Linked DNA regions of Homo sapiens: regions 1 and 3 are each linked to region 2. Evidence: chromatin contacts called from ENCODE Hi-C or POLR2A ChIA-PET data. All regions are on one chromosome and are shown on one strand. Each heading gives the region's core, a stretch centred on a gene start or an enhancer-like site at or near the end of the contact. The rest is flanking DNA. Distances are from core to core; before and after follow the strand shown. Region 1 holds the start of EXOC2 (exocyst complex component 2). Region 2 holds the start of LIRIL2R (lincRNA regulator of IL2RA). Region 3 has its middle 18 kb from the start of EXOC2.

What was found. Hi-C counts contacts between places; a loop is a spot of excess contacts on that map. ChIA-PET counts read pairs that join two places held with the same protein, here RNA polymerase II (POLR2A). Pooled maps may share reads with other maps.
Region 1: a pooled map shows a loop between it and region 2 (2.9-fold over the local background). The contact joins the promoter of EXOC2 here to the promoter of LIRIL2R in region 2. A Hi-C loop is called at or near these places in 1 of 168 maps with a recorded cell type or tissue (naive thymus-derived CD4-positive, alpha-beta T cell), 6 of 37 single-sample maps with no recorded cell type and 13 of 50 pooled maps. POLR2A ChIA-PET finds 5 or more read pairs at or near these places in 4 of 52 experiments (CD4-positive, alpha-beta memory T cell, OCI-LY7, activated CD4-positive, alpha-beta T cell and 1 more).
Region 3: a loop to region 2 is called in a map of OCI-LY7, with 6 times the contacts of the local background. The contact joins the enhancer-like site here to the promoter of LIRIL2R in region 2. A Hi-C loop is called at or near these places in 8 of 168 maps with a recorded cell type or tissue (CD8-positive, alpha-beta T cell, GM12878, IMR-90 and 5 more), 3 of 37 single-sample maps with no recorded cell type and 17 of 50 pooled maps. POLR2A ChIA-PET finds 5 or more read pairs at or near these places in 3 of 52 experiments (Caco-2, OCI-LY7 and activated CD4-positive, alpha-beta T cell).

The regions. Positions count from the first base shown.
Region 1 is chr6:691,516-694,454 of GRCh38, forward strand. It overlaps EXOC2 (exocyst complex component 2), which reads right to left and starts at 1,624. Exons shown (of 28, transcript NM_018303.6): 1 at 1,504-1,624. RefSeq lists an enhancer at 951-1,837 and silencers at 1,244-1,313, 1,324-1,383.
Region 2 is chr6:179,005-181,704 of GRCh38, forward strand. It overlaps LIRIL2R (lincRNA regulator of IL2RA), which reads left to right and starts at 1,391. Exons shown (of 2, transcript XR_926349.3): 1 at 1,391-2,700. LINC03066 (long intergenic non-protein coding RNA 3066) reads right to left here. Exons shown (of 8, transcript NR_126020.1): 8 at 2,462-2,691.
Region 3 is chr6:710,153-713,054 of GRCh38, forward strand. No RefSeq gene overlaps it. Among named protein-coding and RNA genes, the nearest start is that of EXOC2, 18 kb to the left of the region's middle. Within about 2 kb of position 1,264, at least 35 of the 41 ENCODE cell types and tissues checked have a DNase peak (open chromatin) inside an H3K27ac peak, as active enhancers do; they include CD8-positive, alpha-beta T cell, GM12878, IMR-90 and 3 more, where a contact is called at or near this core.

The DNA.
Region 1 (2,939 bases), core at 374-2,873, 510 kb after region 2:
TTGTGATTTTAACATTTTCCTCTCTCAGCTTACTTTAAGAATACAGTATATAATACGTATAACATACAAAATACATGTAAGTCAACTGTTTATGTATCAGTAAGGCTTCTGGTCAACAGTAGGCTATTAGTAAAGTCCTGGGAAAGTCAAAAGTTACATGGAAATTTTTGACTGCGTGGGCACCCCTAACCCCAGTGTTGTTCAAGGGTCAACTGTAGTTCAAAATGGCATTCAATACAGGAAATTAAATACTTGACAAGAAAAAAAGATCACTTTCTAAAACTTCCAAGAGTTGGTCCAAGTCACACTGGGGGAACTCTGCTTCTCTGCTTTAATTTATTAAGTTTCTACTTAGACAAACAAGTGAACATGTAAGTACTAAGCACACATCACCCTCTTTCTATTACTACTCTGGGAATCGCCAACTTTTAGCACAAAAAAATCATCTTTGAGAAGATTCTGGCTTTCAGTTGATTTGTCATTAAAGGAGTCAGTTACACAAAGCATGGGCCAGTACATACTAACATTCATAAACAAAACATTATTATGCATTAGAAGACAGATCCACATAAGCTCAGAAGTAACTTTTCAATATTGCATAGTGCACACAAAAAGATTTAATTAAAGTGTGGCTAACTTAGAAAAAATATTTTTTAAGTGTTCCTTGTAAGTTTACTCACAGATTCATAAAGGCATCAGACTTAAAATTTCTCAGACTTATTAGTATGTTGACCTTTGGCAGATTAAAAATAACTTACTTCCATTCAAAGACGAGTTCTTTCAAGAACTATTTCTCGGAATTACTAAAGTGTTTTCTTAACAATCTTGGGATACAGGGTTACGCATCACCAGGCTTCCAGGCTGCTGGTGTGCGGACCTGGAGCCGGCGCGCAAGGTCTCAATGGCAGCTACAACAGGACCTCAGGCTCTTTGCTCAAGCACTCTGAGCCGCCGCTCCCCTATCCGTAAAATGGGTCACACGGCAGCGTACATACACCCGCGCGAGGATCAAGTACGTGCACGCAAACGCTGACAACAGCGGCAGGCGCCTTTTAAGCGCTCAGGACAGCCAGAGCGGGATGCACGCCTAGGCAGACAGGTAACACCCGCCTCGCGTTCACTTTTCCGGAGAAATTCTCAAATCTCACGGAGTGGCAACTGCGCAAGGGCGAAGCGGCGCAGTCTGGGGCCAGCTCCAGCGGGCGGGGCCTGGAGTCAGCCCTCTGCAGCCCACGCCCCTCACCGGCGCAGGTGGGGACCGCGGGGGTGCGAACTGGCGGGGGTGGGCGCGGAGCCCAGCAGGCGGCTGACGGCGGGGATGGGGGCTGCGGGGCTGGGAACCGCGGGGGGTCGCGGGGCCCCGCAGGTGACCGACGGCGCCAGTGGGCGCGGCTGTCCCTTCACCGCTGAGGCCTGGACGGACGCCGCAGGCGGCCACCTCCGTGCAGCTGACGTCCATGTCCCGCTGGCCTTCGGCCAGGCCCTCCAGCCTCCCACACATACCTCCAGCCGTCCTGCCGCAGCTCACGGCCGGCACAGACAGGGCCCGGTAGGTCTCGCCGAAGACTCCGCGGCCGCCAGCCGCCGGCACCTCACTTCCGCCCGCCGCGAGCGCCGAGCGTGTAGATCCGCCTGGCAGTCGAGCGCCGAGTCCTCGATGGGCGGAGCCTTCAGGGGAGGGTAGAGGAGGGGAGGAGACCGGCGCGGGTGCTGGAGGTCAGCAGGGGCCGTGGGCGGTGGACGCTGGAATGCCTTGGGTTCCGAGGGACCCAGCTGCCTGAATGGACACGAGTAGGAGGTTTTTGCTGGGCGTCTTTGCGGTGGCGGGAAGCGGTGAGGGAGGGAAAGAAGGATACAAGCTCAAGGGGCAGGCCGGGTGCACCATCCATCCCCGTGCCCTCGGGTCATCTCAGGGAGACTGTGGGATGATAGTGCGTTTGTGGGCCACAGTTCACAACGATGGGCCCTGCATCGGGTCAGAGGACCCCTCCGGAACAGGGGGATGCACAAGGTCAAGAGAATGCATGGAATCAGAGGGCTGCACCAGGTCAGGGGGGCTGCACCGAGACCAGAGGAAGCATCAGGTCAGGAGGATGCACTGGAGTGTGCATCCCCAGGGGGCCACACTGGGTAAGGAGGATGCACCAGGTTAGGAGGCAGCACTGGGTCAGAAGGATGCACTGGAATCAGGGGACTGTACCAGGTTGGGGGGCGTGCCTCAGGTCAGGAGGAGGCACTGGGGTCCGGGGGCAACATTGAGTCAGGGGCAGCCCTAGGTCAGGAGGATGCATGGGGTCAGGGGGCTGCAGGGGTTTGAGGGCTGCACTGGGTCAGGGCGCCATACCAGGTCAGGGGATGCGCAGGATCGGGGGAGATGCCCGGGGTCGTGGGATGCTGGGGGTTGGGGGGATGCTCGGGGTCGGGGAGTTCTCGAGGTCGGGGGATACTCGGGGTCAGGGGGTTCTCAGGGTTGGGGGGATACTTAGGGTCAGGGGATGCTCTAGGTTGGGGGAAGCTCGGGTTCAGGGGCTATGGCCAGGGAGGAAGGACAATCAGGAAAGTGGGGGTAGCGGATTCTGGAAGCTAAATAGTTTCAGGAAGGAGGAATTGATAGCCAATGTTCAGAAGTACTGTGAGGCCAAGACTCCAGAGACAATTGAGTTTGGCATATGCCAGTCATTGGCATCCTTGACAAAAGCAGTTTCAAAGGAGTGTGGGGAAGCTACATCTCGTCAGAGTGGACTGTGAAAAGAATATTAAGTGAAGTGGAAAAAAGTAAGTTTCAACAACCTAGGTTGGCAGATTTAGCAATAAAAATACAAATACCCAGTAAAGTTTAATTTCAGATAAACAACAAGTAATTTGTAGTATAGATATATTTATCACTAAACTAATGTTGCATGGGATATACTTCTACTAAAACATTGTTTTGAGAGGTG
Region 2 (2,700 bases), core at 141-2,640:
TGCCACTGCTGGCTCGCATGGCCAGCTTTTCCCTTATTTGGCCCTGCCCATGTCCTGCTGATTGGTCCATTTTACAGAGAGCTGATTGGTGCGTTTTTACAGAGTGCTGATTGGTGCATTTACAAACCTTTAGCTAGACACAGAGCACTGATTGGTGCATTTTTACAGAGTGCTGATTGGTGCACTTACAAACCTTTAGCTAGACACAGAGTGCTGATTGGTGCGTTTTTACAGTCTGCTGATTGGTGCATTTACAAACATTTGGCTAGAGGGAAAAGTTCTCCAAGTCCCCACCCAACCCAGAAGCCCAGCCGGGCTTCACCTCTCAGTAGGAGCGGGGTGCAGGTAGGATCAGGGTGCTGGAGGGGCATGGGAGGGTAGGACAGAGTGCGGTAGTGAGAGGTGACAGAGTGCTGGCAGCCCTCACTCGCTCTCGGTGCCTCCTCGGCCTCGGCGCCCATTCTGGCTGTGCTTGAGCAGCCCGTCAGCCCAGCGCTGCACCGTGGGAGCCCTTCTCTGGGCTGGCCGAGGCAGGAGCCGGCTCCCTCAGCTTGCGGGGAGGTGTGGAGGGAGAGGCAGGGGCAGGAACTGGGGCTGCGCATGGCACTTGTGATCTAGCTAGAGTTCCGGGTGGGCGTGGGCTTGGCGGGTGGGCGTGGGCTTGGTGGGCCCCACACTCAGAGCTGGCTGGCCGGCCCCACCAGCCCCAGACAGTGAGGGGCTTAGCACCCGGGCCAGCAGCTGTGGAGGGTGCTCTGGCTCCCCGAGCAGTGCCGGCCCACCGGTGCTGCGCTCAATTTCTCACTGGGCCTTAGCTGCCTCCCCACGGGGCAGGGCTCGGGACCTGCAGCCCACCATGCCTGAGCCTCCCCCCAGCCGCCGTGGGTTTCTGAGCAGCCTGAGCCTGCCCAAGGGGTGCCGCCCCCTGCTCCACAGCACACAGTCCTATCGATGCTTAAGGGCTGAGGAGTGCTGGTGCGTGGTGTGGGTGTGCAGTGTGGGACTGGCGGGCAACTCTGCCCACGGCCCCAGCGCAGGATCCACTAGGCAAAGCCAGCTGGGCTCCTGAGTCTGGTGGGGACTTGGAGAACTTTTATGTCTAGCTACAGGATTATAACACCAATCAGCACTCTGTGTCTAGCTAAAGGTTTGTAAACGCACCAATCAGTGCTCTGTGTCTAATCTAGTGGGGACTTGGAGAACTTTTGTGTCTAGCTAAAGGATTGTAAATGCACCAATCAGCACTCTGTGTCTAGCTCAAGATTCCTAAATGCACCAATCAGCACCCTGTCAAAACGGACCAATCAGCTCTCTGTAAAATGGGCCAATCAGCAGGATGTGGGTGGGGTCAGATAAGGGAATAAAAGCGGGCTGCGGAGGCAACCGTGGTAAGCTGTGCTTGCATCATGTTTGGAAACTGTCGTACTGCGCGAAGCTTTGCAGCTTCCCTCCTTAAAGGCAGTGAGATGGCAAACCCACTGGGAGGAATGAGAAACTCCAGGCGCACCACCTTAAGAGCTCGTGACACTCACTACAAAGGTCTGCAGCCACTCCTGAAGCAAGCGAGACCACAAACCCACCAGCAGAAAGAAACTGAACACGTCCAAACATCTGAAGGAACTAGCTCCAGACACACCATCTTTAAAAACTGTCACACTCACTGTGAAGGTCTGCGGCTTTATTCTTTTAGTCAGTGAGACCAATTCCAGACACAAGACCATCTCATCTCAAGAGACCAGGACGTCCGGGCACCCCTAGAATGTAGCTGCTGGCAGAGCCTGAAGTCTATCCAGCTCATGCTCTTCCCTGATATCCTTGACAGATTGTGGGATGGTTCAGCCTCTGCAAGGACATGGCCAATGATGGGGGGCTGGTTTTGGGGGCAGCACTCTAGGCAAGGGAAGAAATAAAGTGTCTGGGAACTGGCGTGGTGAAGGGGCACTTTGTGGAGAAGATGTGTTCACATTTGGATGTGTCGAGGGTGGAATGATATGAGGAAAGTCAAAGGGTGCCCACCCCCAGAGCCTAGGTGTGGGCACAGCACTGCACCACGCCTTAGGGGAGATTGGACTCTGGGCAGAGATCCCAAGAGAAGCAGGAGTTGGAGTCTTGGGGGCCAGTGTGATAGGGAACTAACTTTACTTTAAAGCCAATTTGTCAGTAAGAAAAAACGAGGTGCACCTTGTAGGAGAAAAAGTCACAAGCTTGGTGTGCTTGAAGTCACAAGCCTTGCTGTGCTTGGTGAGAGGGATCCCGAGTGTACTTGAGGCACTCTCCTGTTTAAAAGGGGAACGGTGGTTTTCTTTTCTCAGTGTAGGTTAGTGTAAAAAATCTGCTTTGTAATTGCATAAGGTCTCAGCACAAACAAAATCACAGAAAATGTGAAATGTATTATAACAGTCAACTTGCTTAGAATGTAGTTGAACCTGCATGCAGTATTGAGACACCAGACAACTGTTTTCAGTCTCCACATTTCTTTCATTTCCTTTATGAAAGTTACATTAAGAAAAAAAATAACTCCCTTGAGTATTCTGATATTTTCGGTGAGTGAAACAGTAATCTCAGCAAAGTTCAATCTTGGTATCAGACAGAATTTCAGGTTGTTTCATCTAATTGCCACTTAATACCAAAGACATGATGTTTATTAGCATGTATTTCTAATGAGAAACTATTATAGTCGTCCTCAATTGTCTGAAATAT
Region 3 (2,902 bases), core at 14-2,513, 530 kb after region 2:
CCATTGAAATAGAGCCTTCTGTGAATGGTAGGCAATACAAAATTTATAGCGGTGGTAGATTATTAGAGCGACGTGGTATAGCATCTTGAGAAAATAAAATATTTCACCGTCAACCTTCATATTCCTAACAATGCTAGTGTAACACGCACATTTTGAAATTTGTGTGAAGCCCCAGTGCTACAGTGATGAAGCAAGCTCTTTTTTAATTTTAGTTTTTTTATATTAATCTGACCAAAATTTAGATTCAGTCCATTTTATGATGATTTTAGACACTCGGCATCAATTGTTCCATGGTACCAAATAACTTTTTATATTACCTCTGATTTGTCTTTTGCTTTTCACAGCAACTGAGCACATCACTGTGTTTTCCCCTTTTCCCTGAAGAAGTAAACTTGTCTTTTTAGTCTCATGACAAAAGCAGGCAACTCTGGTGGCTTATATTTAGTTACAATTTATAAAGGCAGGACTGCGAGTCAAACCCGGGACGTTTTTTTCTGTTGTGTGTTTGCGTGCTGACGGGGACTGGCTTTTCTTCTTCTTCTTGTAGTTTGAAATGGAAACGCTGCACTGCTGAGAAAATACCACGGAAATAGAACCCACTGCATTCCAGGAAAATAAATAAGCAAGGCCACCCAAATTTTCAATGAGTGCTCCTGCAGAATGCAGGAAATGGCAGGAGATCCGTCCGAGGCACCCCAGGCCGGGTCGTGGGTAGAGAGCAGGGACGAGGGCTGGGAGGGGACGCAGGCACAGGGTGAGGGTGGCCCGTCTCCAGGGAGAACTGCGCGCTCACAGGCGGGGCCGGCTTCCCGCATCAGCCCGGCCGGGCTGCAGGTTCTGAGCGAGGGGGCGGCCGTGCCTCACTCTGGGCGGGACGCGGCCTGGTGCAGGGACGCTCACTTCCAGTGGCATTTCCCGTCTTACACGATGAGCTTCATCCACGTTCTCCATAACCCCCTCCCCGCCACGGGAAGCGTCAGCCACCTGGAACAGCCCTATTCTGCTCGGTTGTAAAAAGCGTCAGGCGCTTTTGATTTGAAAAGCGTTAGGCCTGGGAATCGCTGTTGCTCCCTCGGTGGGCACGCCCTGCTGACACGCCCTAGCCCACCGGGGAAGCCACTGGCCACGAGGGAGCGAGGCGCACGGGTGTCTTCCCTCCCCAGAGTGAGTGTCAGGGAGGAAGCCAGGTCTTCCAGGGCGCTGACAAGGCAGGGCCGGGCTCCTTCCCTCCGTTGTGTTTCTCTGAAATGTTCGAATCACTGGTGTGACGGGAGCACTTAAAGCCGAAAAAGGAAAGACGAAAGCAAAGGATTCTTCAGGGCACATGTGTACAGACTCCTGCTTCCCCTCACTTGCTTTCTGTTTCACTTCTCAGATCATCACTACAGCGTTTGCAGCTTTCCAGCTCATCATGCTGAACTGAAGACAAGACGAGGGGAAAATCAAGGGTGGGTTTTTCCGCAGCACCGTGGTGTCCCGGCTTGGGATACGTTTTATCTGTTGTGAGCCTAAACCTTTTTTACTTCTCAAGCCAGGCCAAATTTTTGGATCCCCTTCAGGTTGCATTGGTAAACAAGAAGGAAATGTACACATTCTATTTATTCTTACAACCAAGAAATGAACTAATTGAGTAGCTAGTGTGGACCACAGTTGCAAAGGAAGGAACTCACAAGCGAGCTCTTCAAGCTGTGATTATGTGGGCAGGAACAATGGCCTGGGTAAAGAGAAGATGAATAGCCATCACTCCAGCCAAACAGCAAATATGAAACTCAAATTGTGCTTTGTTATTTTTCAAATAGCAATGCTGTGTATTTGTGGGAATCATAGGAGAGATTTTTTAAAAATTCTTATCTGCAAAGGTAGAATGAATGGGAACAAAAGCACTGACTGTGTATTTCTTCTTAGTCAGCTTCTTCCAGTTGAGCCCATTTTCTTGGCAAATCAACTCTTTTGTTAGGTTGAAAAGGGTATCATTTCCTTTTCACAGTAAAATCAGGAATTTCATTTTGTGCAATACTACAGCATTTCCTGTCATTGAATTCTAATGGTTTGGGAGTGTGTTCTTTACCTAGCTTTCCAATACAAAGCAAGGAACAGAAAAAAAAAGTCTCTTTCCATTTGCAATAGTTTCTTTTTTTTTTCTTTTTTTAAATTATTATTATACTTTAAGTTTTAGGGTACATGTGCACAATGTGCAGGTTAGTTACATATGTATACATGTGCCATGCTGGTGCGCTGCACCCATTAACTCGTCATCTAGCATTAGGTATATCTCCTAAGGCTATCCCTCCCCCCTCCCCCCACCCCACAACAGTCCCCAGAGTGTGATGTTCCCCTTCCTGTGTCCATGTGTTCTCATTGTTCAATTCCCATCTATGAGTGAGAACATGCGGTGTTTGGTTTTTTGTCCTTGCGATAGTTTACTGAGAATGATGATTTCCAATTTCATCCATGTCCCTACAAAGGACATGAACTCATCATTTTTTATGGCTGCATAGTATTCCATGGTGTATATGTGCCACATTTTCTTAATCCAGTCTATCGTTGTTGGACATTTGGGTTGGTTCCAAGTCTTTGCTATTGTGAATAGTGCCGCAATAAACATACGTGTGCATGTGTCTTTATAGCAGCATGATTTATAGTCCTTTGGGTATGTACCCAGTAATGGGATGGCTGGGTCGAATGGTATTTCTAGTTCTAGATCCCTGAGGAATCCCCACACTGTTTCAAAATATACATGGCTTGAGATTTTGTAAGTTTAGGAATTTCCAGCCACAGGAAAATCAAGAACTGTGAACTGCCGTAGCATCTGCTCTCACTCCCAGGGAGGGCAGCTCTGGGAGGAATGGCCCACGGAGCATGCGCAGCTGTGGCCTTCCAGCCTGCCCCTCTGGCCCTCAGG